2 separate regions of the Homo sapiens genome follow, and region 2 is linked to region 1. Evidence: chromatin loops called from intact Hi-C (ENCODE). Cell type or tissue: thyroid gland. All regions are shown on one strand. Each heading gives the region's core, and the rest is flanking DNA. Links, peaks and the distances in the headings are about the cores only.

Evidence for each region. Peaks named below come from ENCODE experiments on the same cell type or tissue, not always from the same donor. Only the 100,000 strongest peaks of a DNase experiment are listed, where the experiment ranks them.
Region 2: it touches region 1 in a loop (2.2-fold over the local background); 1 of 110 quality-filtered maps calls a loop at or near these places.

What each region holds. Positions count from the first base shown.
Region 1 is chr10:69,775,667-69,786,156 of GRCh38, reverse strand. It overlaps the pseudogene RPL5P26. Among named protein-coding and RNA genes, the nearest start is that of COL13A1, 21 kb to the left of the region's middle. In thyroid gland, for the core only: no CTCF peak of the experiment used is centred there; a DNase peak (open chromatin) is centred at 5,876.
Region 2 is chr10:69,936,534-69,944,278 of GRCh38, reverse strand. COL13A1 (collagen type XIII alpha 1 chain) reads right to left here. Exons shown (of 41, transcript NM_001368882.1): 33 at 7,497-7,523; 34 at 6,564-6,644; 35 at 3,256-3,291; 36 at 101-154. Among named protein-coding and RNA genes, the nearest start is that of LINC02636, 69 kb to the left of the region's middle. In thyroid gland, for the core only: no CTCF peak of the experiment used is centred there; DNase peaks (open chromatin) are centred at 4,598, 5,070, 5,348 and 5,658; H3K27ac peaks cover 2,181 bases.

The sequences.
Region 1 (10,490 bases), core at 2,769-7,768:
AATGATGTGAGTTAGATGCAGCTCCTGTTTCTCAAGGAGCTCAGAGTTGGGGGAAGTAGGATGTGAAAGAAACGAACTGTTACACAAGGTGGAGAGAAGTAAGGGCAAGTGAGAATTGGGGTGGGAGCCCTGTGTTTTCAGAATCTCGGGGAAAGGGGTGTGTGGGGAGGTAGGGCTGACAGGATTCACGGTGAGGGGTGGCTTGGGGCTTACCCTTCGAGGGTGAGAGTTTCACTCTGGGGAGAGGGTGGAAGACTTCTGGGCTGAGAGGCAGTGGGAGCTGAGACGCAGAATGATCCAAAGCCACATGTTCATCCCTTCTTCCATCTTCCTCTGGCCATGTTTCCACCACTGGGTTTCTGCCTCTCAAACTCAAAGGGGATTGTGAAAACATCATACTCAAGGGGCGAAGGGTTGAAACTGAGCCTTCATGGGTCACATTATGGCCCTTCTCCCTAATTAAGTTCTTGTGTTTTTGGTTAGGGTTCTTCTTTCTTTGAGCCAATCTGACAAGCTCAAAGCGAAGCCAAGAATTACATACCTTTATAGTAGCATGATTTATAATCCTTTGGGTATATACCCAGTAATGGGATCGCTGGGTAAAATGGTATTTCTAGTTCTAGATCCTTGAGGAATCGCCACACTGTCTTCCACAGTGGTTGAACTAGTTTACATTTCCAATGACAGTGTAAAAGTGTTCCTATTTCTCCACATCCTCTCCAGCATCTGTTGTTTCCTGACTTTTTAATGATCGCCATTCTAACTGGGGTGAGATGGTATCTCATTGTGGTTTTGATTTGCATTTCTCTGATTGCCAGTGATGATGAGCATTTTTTCATGTGTCTCTTGGCTGCATAAATGTCTTCTTTTGAGAAGTGTCTCTTCATATCCTTTGCCCACTTTTTGATGGGATTGTTTGATTTTTTCTTGTAAATTTGTTTAAGTTCTTTGTAGATTCTGGATATTAGCCATTTGTCAGATGGGTAGACTGCAAAAATTTTCTCCCATTCTGTAGGTTGCCTGTTCCCTCTGATGGTAGTTTCTTTTGCTGCGCAGAAGCTCTTTGGTTTAAGTAGACCCAATTAGTCTATTTTGGCTTTTGTTGCCATTGCTTTTGGTGTTTTAGTCATGAAGTCCTTGCCCATGCCTATGTCCTGAATGGTATTGCCTAGGTTTTCTTCTGGGGTTTTTATGGTTTTAGGTCTAACATTTAAGTCTTTAATCCATCTTGAATTAATTTTTGTATAGGGTATAAGGAAGGGATCAGTTTCAGCTTTCTACATATGGCTAGCCAGTTTTCCCAACACCATTTATTAAATAGGGAATCCTTTCCCCATTGCTTGCTTTTGTGGGGTAGATTGCATTGTTGTAGATGTGTGGTATTATTTCTGAGGGCTCTGTTCTGTTCCGTTGGTCTATATCTCTGTTTTGATACCAGTACCATGCTGTTTTGGTTACTGTAGCCTTGTAGTATAGTTTGAAGTCAAGTAGCGTGATGCCTCCAGCTTTGCTCTTTTGGCTTAGGATTATGGCAATGCTAGCAAACCTGCTAGCAAATATTACAGCTACCAAGTCTACCTGTCACAAATTGGCCACGTTGGATGACATTAGGCACAAGTTGTGATCATTACCATCTCCACATTGTATGTGGTTAGGTTTTGAGCACAAAGGATTTGAGAAGAGGGGAGAAATAAACCTGTTTCCAAAAGAGGTGATGATGGTGGGGACATAGGAGCATGGGCTAAGTGAAGGTATGGTCTAAAAAGGAGAGAGGTCGGTGAAGAGATGAAGCAGATATAGGAACTCTATATAAGAACATAGAAGCTGAATATTGTATTGAAGCTCTGCTGTGTGACCTGGGACCACCACCCAACTTCTCTGTTCTTTATTTAGGAGGGATAAAAACATTGGAAGCTCTGATAGTGGGTGATGATGAATTAGTGATCAAATACTGCATAAGAAATCCCCCAAAACTTTGTGATTTAAAACAAAAATAATCATTCATGATCTTTCACAATTTCTATGCATCAGAAATTATTTGTGACTTGGCTGAAGTTCTAGCTTGGGTCTCATGTGAGGCTGCAGTCAGAGGTCAGTCCAGGCTATACTTATCTAAAGGCTTGACTGGGGCTTGAGGATCCACTTCTAAGGTGGCTCAATGGTGTTTCGTGGCAGGACTCAGTTCCTCTCCATGTGGACTCCAAGGCTTCTTGAGTATCCCCAACACATGGCTGCTGTCTATCCCCAATGCTAGGTATCCAAGAGACCAAGGTGGAGGCTGCAATGTCTTTTATGGTCTGCCCTTGGATGCCACACAATCTCATTTCTGCTGCGTTCCATTGGTCACACAAGTCAGTCCTGATTTAATGTGGGAGGGGACTACCAAAGGCATGAATATCAGAATATGAAGATCACTGGAGGCTAACTACTGTAGTGCTCCCTCTAGCTGCAATGATGCAAGACCCTCCCACGTGCAAAATATACTCACCCCTTCCTAAGCTCCTCAAAAGTCTCATCCCATTATGGCATCAACTCAAAGTCCACAATCTCATCTTCTACAGCAAGTCCAGGTGTGGATAAAGCTGCTCAGGGGCAGGTGGCAGGCTGCCACCATGGTAAAAACATAATCACTGTCAATATGGAGTCTCTCTTCTTTTCCGTAGTGGCATCTAACTTCCTGGAGGCTCAAGGGGCGTCCAGGCACCTAGTCTTCAATGTCATTTGTGATGCCCATCACTGTGCCTGTCCTTGTTCATTGGTCCCTGCAGGTTGTCCGTTTGCAGGGCCCTTGCTGATCTGCTCTTCTTGTCCAGTCCCATGCTGCTCTTACGAGCAATGAGGTCATTCTGTTTTCCAGGTCCATGCTAGTGTTTGGGAAAGCTCTGCCAGGCTGACTAGGACTTTGCTGCTGGAACAGTCCATGAAGCTATTTCTCTTGCCTGGGGTCTTGCCACCTCCCAGTGCTCTCTGGATAATGGGACCCAGGTCTCGTCTCCTCTCAGGTCCTCCAGTTCTCTCTGGTACCCTCTTCTGGAAACCACCATTATCTATACTCTTGTGACTCCTGACCTCTCTCAACTTTCCACTCCACCCCCAAGATGGGAGCCCCTTTACAAATCTGAGAGATGGAAGCATTGCCTTGCTCATGTTTTCTTCCAAATTTTGCTGGTATGGGGATTTTCTTCTGCCTCACTGGCCCAAGACTTTTCAACTCAAAGTCAAGAGACTCCTTGCTCTGCTTTCTGGGGTCACACCTCTTCTCTGAGACAATGAGCACAGGACAGAATTTGGGTGATGGTGAGAAGGAAAGGGGCAAAGTGTGAAAAGGAGAAATGCCAGAGGGATAAAACATTGGTTAATATTTCCAAACACTAACCTCTGTCAAGGTTTCCCCTGAAACTCAGACAAGACCTGTGAAAGTAATGCTGCTAGTCACAGACAGATCCAAAATGAGAATCTGGAGCCTCTTTCTGCACGCTCAAATACAGTCTTTGATCACCTATTTGACTTATGCTTAGGAATGGGTCTGGGCACAGAAATGTATTTGAGCACATGGTCTGGGATGAACCCCTCATTTGGGTAGGCTGTCGACAGCAAAGATGCCAAGGGAACCTGACATCTGGACAGAGAATGATGAGAAGACCTGCAAGACCACCAGTCTGATCAAACCATCCTGGGAGAGGAAGAATTTCAAATAAGTTTCCATCAATTACACATGAACATTGGGTGGCTGCGAATTGCCAGGCAAGCACTTTGGGGAGCTCGGAGGAAGGCAGGTGAGCCAGGTCATGGCTGAATCTTGAGGACCAATATTGGCCTGGAGGAAATCTTGGGGAGAAGGCAGATCTGGTGAGGGGTCAGGAAATCTTATGAGATAAGGGAGGGTGGGAACAACGGAACATTTATTCTAGGGGAGAGACTAAGATCTCTGAAGGGCTTCCAGGTAGTACTTGCTCTAGGATTCCCTGTAGGACCTTAGGGAATCAGAGAGTGAGACTTCACTATTGAAGGAAAAGCTTAAGGATTTGAAAATGTTTGGAAATGGAAAGACTTCCTTAAAGGTAGCGAGTTCACTGTCAGTGGGATGATGACGCAGAGGATGGATGAACTATTGATGGTGAGACAGACCCTTGGATGGAATATCGCATGAGAACTCAGAGGTCTCTGCCTTGCTAAGATGTCATGATTCTTCACATCCACTGAGTTCTGATACCTCCCACCTCATTCATTTCCATTCCACTAACCCATATCTTGTGGTAACTCACGTGCTGTCTGAAGACATCACTGATGGTGAAAAATGAGTTTGCTGAGAGATAGAAAGTATATATGAGATCACAAGGGAAGGGCTCGCCCTGCTGATGAGAACAGACTGTTTCTGAACCTTCCTTCATGTGTAAGCAATCACCACGGTAATTGACATCATTGTTCACTCTCAACTCACTACAACCTTGCCTCCTCCTCTTTCCAAGAAAGTTGAGGTCATCAGATATGAATTCTCAATTCCCAGGCATCCTCACCATCAAGTCTTGCCCTAGCCAGACTCACCCTGCCTCCCTCCCTGCAGCCTCAGAGGATGAGGTGTCTCTCTGTTCAAAGCCAACCAGCCCACCTGTGTCTTTGACCTCCAATTCTCCTGCCTCCTCCAACAGGCTACCTCATCAGTCATCCTTCCCTCTCCTGGATCTTCCAGGACTGGACTCTCCCAGTCCACTGGCTGCTTCCCCTCTGCCTAAAAATATACTCGAGCTCTCACATCCAAAAAATGAAATCTTCCCCTGTCTTCCTCTAGCTTTTATCCAAATATCCCTTCTCCCCGTCTCATCCAGCCCTCTTAAAAAAGTATGGTTGACCCTTGAACTATGTGGTGCTTAGGAGTGCTTACCTACTGTGCAGTAAAAAATATGCATATAAGTTTGACTCCCCCTAAATTTAACTACTAATAGGTTACTGTTGCCTAGAAGCTCCATCTAAAACATAAATGGTTGATGAACACATATTTTTGTATGTTATATTTATTATATACTGTATCTTTATAATAAAGTAAGCTAGAGAGAAGAAAATGTTAAGAAAATCATAAAGATGAGAAAACATATTTATTATTCATTAAGTGGAAGAGGATCATCATAAAGGTCTTCATCCTCATTGTCTTCACTTTGAGTAGGCTGAGGAGGAGGAAGAGGAGGAGGAGGAGGAAGGAAAAGCATGGGTCTTGCTGTCTGAGGGGTGGCAGAGGTGGAAGAAAATCTGCTTATAAGTGGACCCACGCAGTTCAAACCCATGTTCTTCAAGGGTTGCCTGTAGTCTACACCTGCAGTTCTCCACTTGCCCAGCATTTACTCAAACCTCAGTCCACAGCAAACTGGTCAACTGGAGTTGCTCATAACTGCTCTGAATGTAATGACCCTGATTGACAAATCCAATGAGTATTTCTCAATGCTTAGCTTCTGGTTCTCACTTTTAATTTTAAAAAGTATTGAATGCTTCTCTTCTGGAACTCTCCTCTCTGTGGTCTTTGATAACAGGCTCTTTAGGCTCACCTGAGGTCTCTTGCTGTCTTCCCTGTCTCCTTCAAGGGCTCTGTGGTAGCCAGTTTCCAAGATGGTCACCAAAGACGCCCACCTTCTGGAGTTCACCTTGCATAGCCACCTCCCCCATTGTACCAGTTGGACAATGTGACCAATAGAATCTGACTGAAGTAATGGTATGTCATGTCCAAGATTAGCTTATAAAAGACAGTGTGGTTTCCATTTGGTCTTTCTCTCATTCTGTCTCATGGATCACTTACTCTGGGAGAAGCCAGCTGCCGTACATTGAGGACACTCAGGCTTTCAAGTGTCTCGAGAGGCCCACTTGGCACGGAACTGAGTCTTCCAGCCAATAGCCAGTGACGAATGAAGGACTCCAACTAGCAGCCATATGAGTGAGCCCTCTTGGAAGTGGAGCCTCCCCCAGTTGAGATGACTGCAGCGCTGCCCATCAGCTTGACTGCAGCCTCACAAGAGAGCTTGAGTCAGAACCATCCAGCTAAGCTGTGCCCAGATTCCTAAACCTCAGAAATGGTGACAAAATAAATGCTTATTGCTTTAAACTACTAACGTTTTGGGGCAACTTGTTACTAGGAACTAGTAAGACTGCCTTTTCTATACGTGAAGTTCCATGAATGTTGGTGAAATACTGTCATACGATCTAATTTCCGCCAATGGGACCTGAGGAGTAGCCTGCCAGGTGTTATTGATTTTTGTGTTTTTGTTGTTGTTGTTGTTGCTGTCAATAAGTTTACAGTCTTTATCTGAAAATTTCTCATACAAAATTGGGTTAGCTCTCAGCAGCCCGCTCTTGAGCTCTGAAAAAGCTTGCCTTCTTTTGAGCTACCTGATCTTTATTCTGAACAAGGGACATTTTGGGGCAGTACCACCTCTTCTTTTTAACTTCTTTCTTGGGCTTCTTCTCCCAGGCTGGATTCTCTTATATAGCAGCATGAGCTTTCTTATACATCTCTTCCATCATGTCTGGGGTTACGCCGTTCTTTATGTATTGACAGAACTATTCCTTTTGAGCATCTTCATCTTCCTCCATTAAGTAGCAAGAGTAATCTGCAACATTCTGGCCCATGATATGCTTCTGGTGTACTTCTGCATTAAATTCCTTGCTTTCAGAATCATAACTAGGGAGGCATTTGGTACTGTGAGGGATAGACAAGCCTCCATCCACACCTCCCTTCAGTGCCCCCAAAACTTTATTGCGGTTCTAGCAAGGCCTGCATCCAAATAGCAGGTAAAGGCACCTGGCTGACCATCAATGCCTTCCACATTGTATTCATCTCCAGTCACCGCCACTTGGTGTTCACAGATCTTTTCCATGCCAAACTTATTGAGAAGCCTGTGGGCCAGCAGCAGGACAGTACAATACATTGCAGCATCATTTGTCAGGCCAAACTTCATGCCATATTTTGGCAGTTCATGTGCATATGCTGTGCAGACTATCATATCCCCTTCTAGATGGGAGTAAGCAATCTGACAAATGATATCTCTATTTGTTACACAAACTATCATCCTGTATTTGGCTGTGTCATGTTTATTTTTATCCTGTATCACCAGTGTTTCTGAGCATAATAATCAGTTTTACCCTATCATCTTCTTCTAAATTTCACTTGGTACCTCTTAAAGTAGGACTTATTCTTAACAACTTTAACAAACTCTATCCTGTGGGACAGAGGCTCGACAGAGACCTGCAGGCCCAGCAGCACTCCTGGGTGTTTTGAGAAAGGTTTCTCTCTGATAAAAAGAGGGAGATGAGTGAAAGACTCTCCTTCTGCCTTCCAGCTTTTAAGTGTCATCATGCAGGCGTGATTTTTGGAGCTACACAATTTGCCATTCTGGAAAGTACATTTTCCCCCCATTATCCTCCTGGGATAAGGTAAGCATGGAAAATATGCCCTTCTTGGGGGCTGAGTAGTTTTCTCAAACTGTAGAATTTTGCAAGCCCAAGAGTTAAACCTTGAACAACGGTTTAAGTCTAAGCGCCTGATTTTTGCGGGGAGGGGAAAGGTGCAATATAACTAACTTTAAAATGTAACAGTCTTCTTATCTATTTGATTCTGGAAAATTCCATATACCAGTAGCCTCATCCATAGTTTTAATTTTAAACATACATTTAAAATTTTCTGAACCTCTCTCTTGTCCACATTGACCTCCAGTTTCTTTCTTTCTTTCTTTTTTTTTTTTTTTTTTGAGACAGTCTCGCTCTGTTGCCCAGGCTAGAGAGCAGTGGTGCAATCTTGGCACACTGCAAGCTCCGCCTCCCGGGTTCACGCCATTCTCCTGCCTCAGCCTCCCAAGTAGCTGGGACTACAGGTGCCTGCCACCACGCCCGGCTAATTTTTGTATTTTTTAGTAGAGATGGGGTTTCACTGTGTTAGCCAGGATGGTCTCGATCTCCTGACCTCGTGATCCACCCGCCTCGGCCTCCCAAAGTGCTGGGAACTCTACTTTCTTTAAGCCAGTAAGTTTTGGCATACTTTATTGTAAGTAACTTAAACCTATCAGACTTAGGTGTGAGCACATTTCCTCCAGTCTCTTTGCCTGAGTCAGCATGTCTAATAAAAAAGATTCATCTCTTAGTCCATTCGCAATTTTCAATAATGGATATGACAATGATATCATCAATTTGATCCTTGCCACCAGGCTAAGATTTTTCTCTGGCTGCATTTCAAGTTTTTTGCTTCATCATTTGTTTTTAGCATTTTTACTTGATGTGCCTTGGTGTAGTTTTCTTTGTGTTTATCCTGACTGAAATTCATTGAGTGTCTTGGATCTATGGGTTTATAGTTTTCATCAAATTTGGAAAATGTTTGGCCATTATTTTTTCAAAGATATAGTTTTTTGAGAGAGGGTCTTCCTCTGTTGCCCAAGCTGGAGTGCAGTGGCACGATATTGGCTCACTGCCACCTCCGCCTCCTAGGTTCAAGCAATTCTCCTGCCTCAGCCTCCTGAGTAGCTGGGATTACAGGCGCCCACCACAACGCCTGGATAAGTTTTGTATTTTTAGTAGAGACGGGGTTTTGCCATGTTGGCCAGGCTGGTCTCGAACTCCTGACTTCAGGCCTGCCTCGGCCCACCTCGGCCTCCCAAAGTGCTGGGATTACAGGTGTAAGCCACCACACCCAGCCTGTTATCTTTCTTTAAAGAGTGTTGAGTTTTATTCCAGCAACTTATTTGAAGATTGGCTTGGTCCTTTCAAGACTTGTCTTTAAACTTAAGATGGGTCTAGGATAGCCTTCACTCTAGGATGGAGGCTTGTTAGTTTAGCTCTACTCCTACGGTGCAGCCTTTCTGAGTTTTCCACTAAATATTCTGAGGGCTCAATGAGGTCTCTCCACTCTGGTTGGCCCGAACTTGAACATCTCCCAACTCTGAGCACAGAATATTGTTCAGCTTACAACTCCCAAATAAGTACTCTTTCTCCAATATTTGTTCTTTGTCCAACCTCATGGAATCTCATCCTACTCATGCACACCTAATTTTTAGCCAAAGACTCAAAGTGCCTCCTATGCAGTTTCTGAAGCTCTTTCTCTGCATATGTCTCTTCAGTATTCTGCTCCACAAATTCCAGCTGCACAGCTCTTGGAATTGTGATCTCTGACCCCTCAAAACAGTGAGGCTTCTGTGCTCTGCTCTCCTTCCTCGTCCTAGACCCATGGTCTGCTAAATGCCTCTGGCCAAAAAGTCAGGTTGATCACGGAGTTCATCTTATTTGTTCACTTTCTCTCAGGGAACACAGTCCCATTCTGAGGGTTAGTCAGTGTCTGAAAACAGCTGTTTCATATATTTTATCCAGTGTTCTACTTGTTTATGGTGGGTGACGGCTAGGCCCAGTATCTGTTATTCCATCATTGTCCACAGCAGAAGTCCACACAGGATAAGTTTAAATCAGCCTTAGGGTTAGGAAGCAGTTGCCTCTTCCAACCCCACAAGCACTAACTAGTGGACATTTAATTCCCTTTTCAATTCTGCTTCTTAACAGGCCAATTATTTTCTGAGCCTATTCCTTTCTTGTATCCTACTAAACACAGCCAAAGACAGGCATTTCATCTGTGAACAAATTGTTTCCTAATCTCTTCCCCTGGGGCTACCCATCCTTTGGGTATGTCATCTGCCTTCTATGTTATCACAAGGCATATGCTTACGGATGAACTGAGGTGGCAGAGCTGAAATAGGTAAAGATTTGGGTCCCCAATATCATATTGAGATGACGAAGAAGCTACTTCCAAATGGATTAAGCACCTACTTCCAAATGTATTCAAATGAAATAAATAAATAAATGATCTTATTGTTTGAGCAACTTTTGAGTGTGTTCTGTTCCTCACAACCTACATCACCTTGATGAACGCATAGGTGGGCCCCTCCCCTTCTGTGCTTCCTAAAGCTCATGCCCCTCAGGTCTTAACTCCAGCCTGCATCTTCCTCCATAGGGGTGAGTCCAGATATTCACCTGCTGGCTGGTCATTGCCACTGGAAGTCCCACCCGCAGCTTCCTCCAACCCCACATCCAAAATGGATCCTAGTTTTCCCCTCCTAAACTTCCTTCACCCAGAATACTTCATCTCAGTCAAGGGTAGCACCTTCCACTCATGCTGTAAGTCTGGCTTTCATCCTAAGATTCTCCCTCTTTCTTCTGTCCTTGTATCTGAAAACCACCAAGACCTACTATTTTAGCTCCCTAAGTGTTTCTCAAATACATCCCCTTCTCTCCATTCCCCCAACCACTTCTCTAGGACAGTCTCCTGACATTTCTCTCCTACTCCCAGCTGATCCCCCAGCTTCCATGCATCCTTCATACCACTTCTGCACCAGCACCTTTTCTAAAACACAAAATTATCTATATCTCTCCCCTGCTTGGAACCTTTCACGTTTACATGATGAAGTCCAAACTCTTACCAAGGCTTACAGGCCTCCAGGGTCTGGCTTCTGCTGACCGCTCCAGACCCAACA
Region 2 (7,745 bases), core at 2,746-7,745, 160 kb before region 1:
GATGGAAGAAGGAAGGCATGAGGGCTGAGACCCCTGGTGTTGGGTCCCAGGCATGCCTCTCCCTCCTGGCCGCCCAGGCCCCTGGCTCAGTGACACTCACCCTCTCGCCCTTTGGTCCCGCTGGGCCTGGAACTCCAATTGGTCCTGGAGTACCCTGGGAAGGGGAAAGAAAGCAGAGGTGAGGGTCCCCACACTCTGGGGAGCCCTGGGTGCCCCACCTGATGCCTAGAGATGAGCAAGGTCCAAGGCCCAGTTTTCAGAGTTGGCGAGGCCAGGCTCGTTCAGGGCAGTCATTCGACTGGGCCGTGATCCTCTTTGGGTTCAGGGGCTGTTGGGGAGAGAGCACCTCCCCATGCCTCAGAGCCAGATTTGTGGACTGAAACCCTTTTGCTTCACAACCAAGCTTGCCAAGGCTGAAAACAATGGGAGAATGGTTGCTTAGTTTTGCTCCCAGAAGCACTTGGGAGGGAGTGGACCCATCCCGGGGCAGGGGCCGGGGGCTGGCACCCTCTTTGCTTTGCAGCTCCACATGCAGCGGGAGGGTCTTCATGCCACAGAGATGGATGCGGATGCACACACAGGGGCAGACGAGAGAGGGTTGTTCAGCCAACACCCACCCCACCGGCCCACCGCAGACCCACAGCCCTGGCCTCAGTCTCTGGCCGGGGCCTTCTCGCCCCACTCACAGGCCTGCGGAACTGGCTGGATCGGGGGGTGAATTAGGGTGCCTCAATGTCTGCACCGACACCGGCCTGGCAGGGAGGCGTGTCATGAGCTCTGCTAGCCCGGGGCTGGGGGCGCTGGAGCCATTGGAGCTCACGGCTTAGACATGGAGCATCAGGGCTTGCTCTGGCCTCCTCCAACATCTTCCCACGTTCCCAGTTCACAGCCTGGCCAGACCAAGTCTCTAGTTCAGCGTCTCCTGTTGTTGGCCTCAGATGAGGACAGGAGGAGTTGACTTGGGCTGTGGACAGTTTCCTGTGCTCTGAATGTATCTGTGAATGGCGGGGCATGACTTACTTCACGTGAGACAAAGAGGGGAGTAAGATGTCCTCAGGGCCCCCCTTTGCAACCACAAGGAGGGAAGGAAGGCTGCAGGCATCCATAATAGCACAGCAGAAAGAAAAAGGAGGCTGGGCGCAGTGGCTCACGGCTGTAATCCCAGCACTTTGGGAGGCCGAGGCGGGTGGATCACCTGAGGTCAGGAGTTCAAGACCGGTCTGGCCAACATGGCGAAACCCCAACTCTACTAAAAATACAACATTTAGTCCGGCATGGTGGTGGGTGCCTGTAATCCCAGCTACTCGGGAGGCTGAGGCAGGAGAATCGCTTGAAACCCGGAGGTGGAGGTTGCAGTGAGCCAAGATTGCGCCACTGCACTCCAGCCTGGGTGACAGAGCGAGACTCTGTCTCAAAAACAATAAGGAGTCAGCTCGGGCCAGTGGTTGGGCACAGCGCCACGGAGTCATGTGGCTGGCCTTGCCTCGGAGGCCTACAAACTCCTGGGTATTGGAGAAGCTCCTTAGCCTTGCCGAGTGTCGGTTTCCCCGTCTGTACCACGTGTGTCTGCCTCCTTGACCGTGCCAGGTTTCCATGCATGAATGCGTAGCAAGCATTTGGTGCTGAGCCTGACGCGTAGGAAGTGCTCAATAAATGTTAATATTGGCAGGGAAGGCTTATTTTTTTTCCCCACATTTTCCCTTAAAGTTAGGATACTGATTTTATGAGGAAAATAAAGACTCAGTTCCTAAGGGACAGAGTGTATGAATTTGTACTGCTTCCCTCGGTCTAACATAAAAGGGAGAAGCCATTGAGAGGAAAGTCTTGGTTTCTCTGATTGCAACCACAGATCATCCCCGAGCCCTGCCCGCACCTGAGACAGGTTTGCTAGGTGGGGAAGGATGGAGAGGGAGGGACTGTGGCGAAGGAGCAAAGCCATAATAACTCCTGGAAGCCAGGGCATGCTCTCTGCATGTAAGGGTTTACAGTGTGAACTCCATCAGTGCAGGGAGGTGGGGGGCTCTGAAGAAGTCTGTCATCTTGGGCAAGCCATGTCATCTCCTATTTATGAGGGCACAGAATAGGCATTCAGTAGGATGGGGCTCTCACAGAGGTCTATCTTGACCCTCCTACCTCTAAAAGCTCTGGGCTTCTCTTGGTGCCGGTTGCAAGTGCCCCCGGCCACCTGGGAAGACCTGTGAGCCTGTGCTTCAGTGTGTCCCCTACGCTGCACACATGAACCCTGGCAAGGTCTCGCCTCCCCTGAGGGTGGCTCCAGCCAGCTAACTAGAACTCCATGCAGGCCATGGGCAGATGTGGCCTTGAAAGCCCTCTGCAGGACAGAGCAGGGCCTCCCTGGCTGGAAGGGGCTGGGTGCACAGAGCTCTCGTGATGGTGTCCGAGCAGGGACTCGAGACTTGAGGGCGAGTGAGCTCAATACCCTGGGAAGGTTGACCTCAGAGGGCGCTCACGGGAGGGACCGGAGGTGGACAGGAGGGAATTTTCCTCTGATCCTTCAGTTGTTAGTCATAAGCAGAAGGGCCAGGTGCTTTCTAGTCAATAGTAAATGATGCCTGTTTTCTGGAATCAGAAAGAATGGAGGAAGAGAGGACCCAAGTGTGCCTCACTTGCTCTGTAGTGAACTGCCATGTTGGGTTGCAGGGCGACTGTGCTGTCATAGGCAGTGCAAGGGTGGTTAGAACGTGCATAAGACACAGAGCTGGGACTGGCTTCTATGCTTCTGCAGGCTACTCCTGTCCTCAGCCTTCAAAGCTGTCCTACCCCACATATACCAGACTGGTGGCTGCACAAGACTAGGAGGCCCTCGTGGGAAGACAGGAGATGGACAGAGCTCACAGCATGAAGACAACACAGCATGACGGGCACACACAGACACTGGTGTGTTTGGTGGGGAGAGGCCATGGCTCAAACCTCCAGGGCTGGGCACCCAGGCTGGACTCAGCATTCCTGTGGAATCAGGAGCGGTGCTGCTGGAGTGGCCTCCCACCCCACACCTGGCAGGTTTGAGGTCCCTGGGTGTATTCTGTGGACAGGGGCATTCAGATGAAGGCCAGCCATATTTGGTCAAGAGGCCAGAAAAGGCACTTCAGAGCATCAGTGGCACCTTTCTGGTGTCGGAGGTGGGACCAGGCATGATTCACTGGGAAAATGAGGCCACAGTGGGACAGACAAAAGGGATCACAGGCCAGGTGTGGAGTGGAGTGGGGTGAGGGGTGATGGAGAAGTGACACTCACCGGTGGCCCAGGCCTGCCGTCCAAACCTGAAGCTCCCTGGACGAAGGGCACAGTTTGACCAAAAGAAGGGGAAGAGAGGATTGGGAGGGAGAAAAAGGGAACAATGGGGAGGGAAGAGGTGAGTAAAGCAGTGACTCTGGACAGACATAAATGCTGGTAATCAAACACAACTGGAGAAATAAGCTTGGGAGGACACGGAATGGTATTTACATGGAAACCAACGAAAACATGGAGACACTGAATGCAGTGGCTGGCTGCTGAGCAGGCTGGGTGGAGGTCGGCGCAGATGGCCACCTGCTCCTCCCGCCCCCCTTCTCCTCTCTCCCTTTATTCCCTCTCAGAAACCCCTCTCCCTTCAGTGTTATGGGGAAAGGGATACAGAAAGGAATGCTTAGAGAGATGTCTTGGAATCAGAGCTGTGCACCCTTCCCAGGACAGGTTTCACTGGGGAGGGGCCCCAGGTGAGGACGGCTCTCCCAGCCTCTTTGCATTCCTGTTTGGATCAGGCCATGCTGGGGTGCCCCTGAGGGTCTCAGCCCTGGGTGACAGCACCCAGTTGTGAAATCTGGGTAGGAGTTGTTCTGCTTATCCTTCACCCTGGGGGAATGAGTTGGCTCTTAGATGATATTACAAATGATGCCTGACATTTCGCTGGCACTTTACAGTCTGAGATGCTCAACCTAAACTCGATCCATTCATATGCTCCCAGACAAGGGCTCTTGTGTAGGCAAAGGCTTTGGAGGCAGCGGCCTGGGACAGAGGTCTAAGGCCATGTATTTCCCAGAGCAAATGGGCAGCAGGTGGGAAGCTACTGAGACCAACCTGCTATCAGCACCCTTACTTGCTCTTGTCCAGTGAAATACAAGGTTGGTGGGTCGGGGGTGGGGTGGCACTCCTGTTCCAACCCTGGGTTATGAAGCTGCCTCTGAAACCCACCCAGGAAAACCCAGGGACCCTTTTCTAATGATTCCAATGTGACAAGTCAGGGAGAAGGCAGCGGCAATACTCTGGCCTGGTAAGGACTGAGTGCTTGAAAACTGCTTCCAACTGAGCCTCAGCCTCAGAATTTCAAATGAAAAGGAAGTCCCAAGAAGGAGGCAACGAGCTGCTGCTTCATGGAAAAGGTGTTGGGTAGAAGGACTCTGCAGGGACTCTTCTCAGATTTAGGACCACACGATTCTGGGACCGACCTTGACTCACTGGGCTAGAGAGCTGTGGTTCTCAGCCCTGGCAGCACATTAGAATCTCTTGGGGGCAATGTTAAATAAAACAGATGCCTGGGTCCCACCCCATCCCAGCCCGATGCAATTCAAAATCTCCAAGAGTGAAGCCCGGGGTGATGGTGAGTTTGAAAAGCTCTCAGGGGATTCCAGTGTGCAGCCAGCATTGAGAATTGCTTCTGCAGGGCAAATGGGGGAACACTCCAGGATATGCCTGGAGAAGCAGGCTGCTACTACATAGAATAAAACATCCAGGTGAAACCTGGAAACAGAATGGTAGCTAAATATCCATGTACTTTAAAAAAATGCAGCATTAAAACTCAGTTGTCTTGAGAGGTCTGGAGCAGAAAGCACAAATTAGAGGCTTTCAGGCCATATGTGGGCCACTGACATATTTTTTATGGTCTGCAGTGTTGCAAATAATTTTGATCTAATATTAGAAAATGGAAAGATTTCACATAAAACACCAGATGTTTAACTTCCTTTGAAAAATAGGAAGATCCAGAAATACCAGCTCCGCCTTCCTCCAAGGCAACAGTCAGCTGAGCTGAGAAGGGACGGTTCCCCTTAAGAAGGGATACACGGTCTCTAGTGCACCACAGTCCCCTCCACTCCCTAGTGTCTCCCTCAGGTTTGTGTCAGTTGTCTCATATGAATGCTTGTTCTGTTGTTTACTTAAACTAAAAAAAAATACTTCTCTGTACCCATGCCTCTATCAAAAGTGAGAAAATTAATGATAGAGTAGGTACTTTGTCTTTCATCTGGCACTTTCCTTGTTTATATTAATATTACCTGTTTGGTCGCTGTGCCTTTTGCATTTCAACCCCTGACTGAATTCTCGAGTGTTCATCAAGGTCGTTGGGGCCATGAATGTGGATAAGAAGAGGTTTGTGGTTGAGTGGGGCAGGAAGGCTCTTTAATAGTAAGGAGCACTTAATCATTCCAGACACAGCTTAAGACATGGGAAAATGCCTGCTAAAGTCATCAGTTTTCTGTAGTCTGTCAAGCAGATTGGCTTCTTAAATATTCCTACCTCGAATGCATTCATGAGGGTATAATTATACCTCCTGCATTTGCTGTTTGGTTGCTGTGATTGTATTAACCAGGCCTTCAAGCTCTGCCAAGCGGGGGTAACTGGGCTTTCCATTGTTTCTCTGCTCTTTATGGCTACCTGGGGTGGGAACTGGCCTTGAGCCCAGGACAGAGGAAGCCTGAGTGGCTGGAAGGAGTCGCTTTGCAAGGCCATGGCCTCAGATCAGCCTCTGGCTTGGCCACCAACTTTGTATGTGACCTCCAGTGACCCACTTTCTTCTCTGGGACCATCAGTGAAATGATGGGATGGATCGCTAACATCCCTTCCAGCTCTTGGAAGAATGCCAACCTCAGTGGAGGGTTAGGGGGCATGGAGCCCGGGCTCCAGGGAGGGTGGTGGGATGCGCTCACCTGTACACAGGTGAGGCAGTGAAGAGGCCATCAGCCCTATCCAGCCCAGCCCCATATCATGACATGTGAACACCTTCTGAGCAGCTCCCCACCTCTGACCTGGGGCTTCTGGCTCTGGGCAGGCTGAGATCAGAGATCTCCACGAACCCAGGAGATGAACGGCCTTGGCCTGCTGGGACCACAAAGTCTGACTTTGTCTGTGCCTTTCTGCAATGACCAGTGCTTAAGAGGGGGGAGCAAGAGTTCTCTTGGGGTCCCTCTGGGAAAATGGACTGTAATGGAGACTATCTTCTTGTCCCACTACTTCCAAACCCTCCAAGCTTGGCCCCGTAAAGGCAGCAGGCTTTGATTGCTTCTGAACCAGGCTCAAGCAGGGCCTGAAGCTGCCCTCCCAGCTCAGTGCCCCTTGGGGTGGGGGAGCCTGTCTTCTTCAGCATTGCCTTTCCCCAGCACCAAGGTGGGGCCTGGGCCCAGAGGAGGAAGAGAATCAGAGCCTGTGGTCTTGCCCAGGTGGGAAAGACAAACCACATGGAACTCTGGATGCTCAGACTCTAGAACCTTAGCTTTCCGCTGGCTGTCCCCCAGTCCCAGCCCACACCCCTGGCCCATCAAACCCACCAGTCTTGCTGGGTCCAAGGTACTTACGGGTAGTCCCAGGGGACCACGGTCTCCTTTTTCTCCCTGGAAGCCTTTCTCTCCTTTTGCTCCATCTAGTCCTGCTTCCCCCTGGAGGAAAGGGAGAGGGGACGAGATCACACAAGGACATGTCCCAGACAATTCATTCTTGCATTCTGGGGTCCTGGAGGCTGGGGTGGCATTTGTAGAGGAAGGAGGGGTCAGGGTGGCAGGCTGAGGATACCAAGAATCCCTGAATTCTTAGCCTACTCTCGCCTCAGTTAGTAGCCCCTGTATCCTGTGGGAGCTTTGAGAGCCCCACAGAGAAAAGGACTAGGTGGCCTGGGGACAAACCCACAGGTCAGGCCTTGGCACAGGTGCCCAACTGCATGGCAGGAGAATGGGAACCTTACAGAGATTTGCTCAGATGCCTGAGATGCTACCTCCAGAGCCCTGAGGCTCACAGCCTAGTCGGGAGAACAAACTGCCCCGAAGTCTCTTGAATACCAGGGCATGAGGAAAGGGCCATTGTCACATCAACAGCCCCCAGCCCCCTCATCCATTTGAAATGGTTCAGGGGAGGCCGGGAGAGCCCAGTGCAGAGTCCCCCCAAGCTTGACCCAGGGAGGGGTCCCACCCTATGTTGCTGTCTCTCTCCCACCTCTACTCGGCATGAGTGAAGGGGCCAGGGCAGGTTTGATGGGAAAAGGATTTTAACCATTGGCTAAGAATCTAACCTGTCCCTTTGTGGGGTGACAGATGGGAAGCTTCTGAAGCCAAAGCACACCAGGTGTCAATGATGGATGCTAAAGGGAATCTAGGACTTCCTCCTGCCCTGACTGGACCCCCTTGGCTGGAGTGTCACCTAATGCCTTCTAGGAAAAAGGGTCAGCTGGTCTCAGGTGCACTTTCCCTCTTTTCTACTAGCACTGACACAGCGCCTGTCATGTGACTTCTCCTTACCTTTGGTCCAGGAACACCTTGGAGCCCCTGCATTTGGAATAAAGCAAGGTGCATTAGAACTGCATCTCTAGTTAACACAACTGCCTAGTCCACAAATGGATCACAGAAGAACAAGGGTTTTGGGTGCAGAGTATGGTTTGGGGTCCCTGCCCATGAGAGGTAGAAAGAAATGCTAAGTGGGGGTCATGCTTGGGGCTTCCTAGGGAATAGTCTGAGCCAGTCTTTTCCAGCCAGGGCTCACAGAAAATC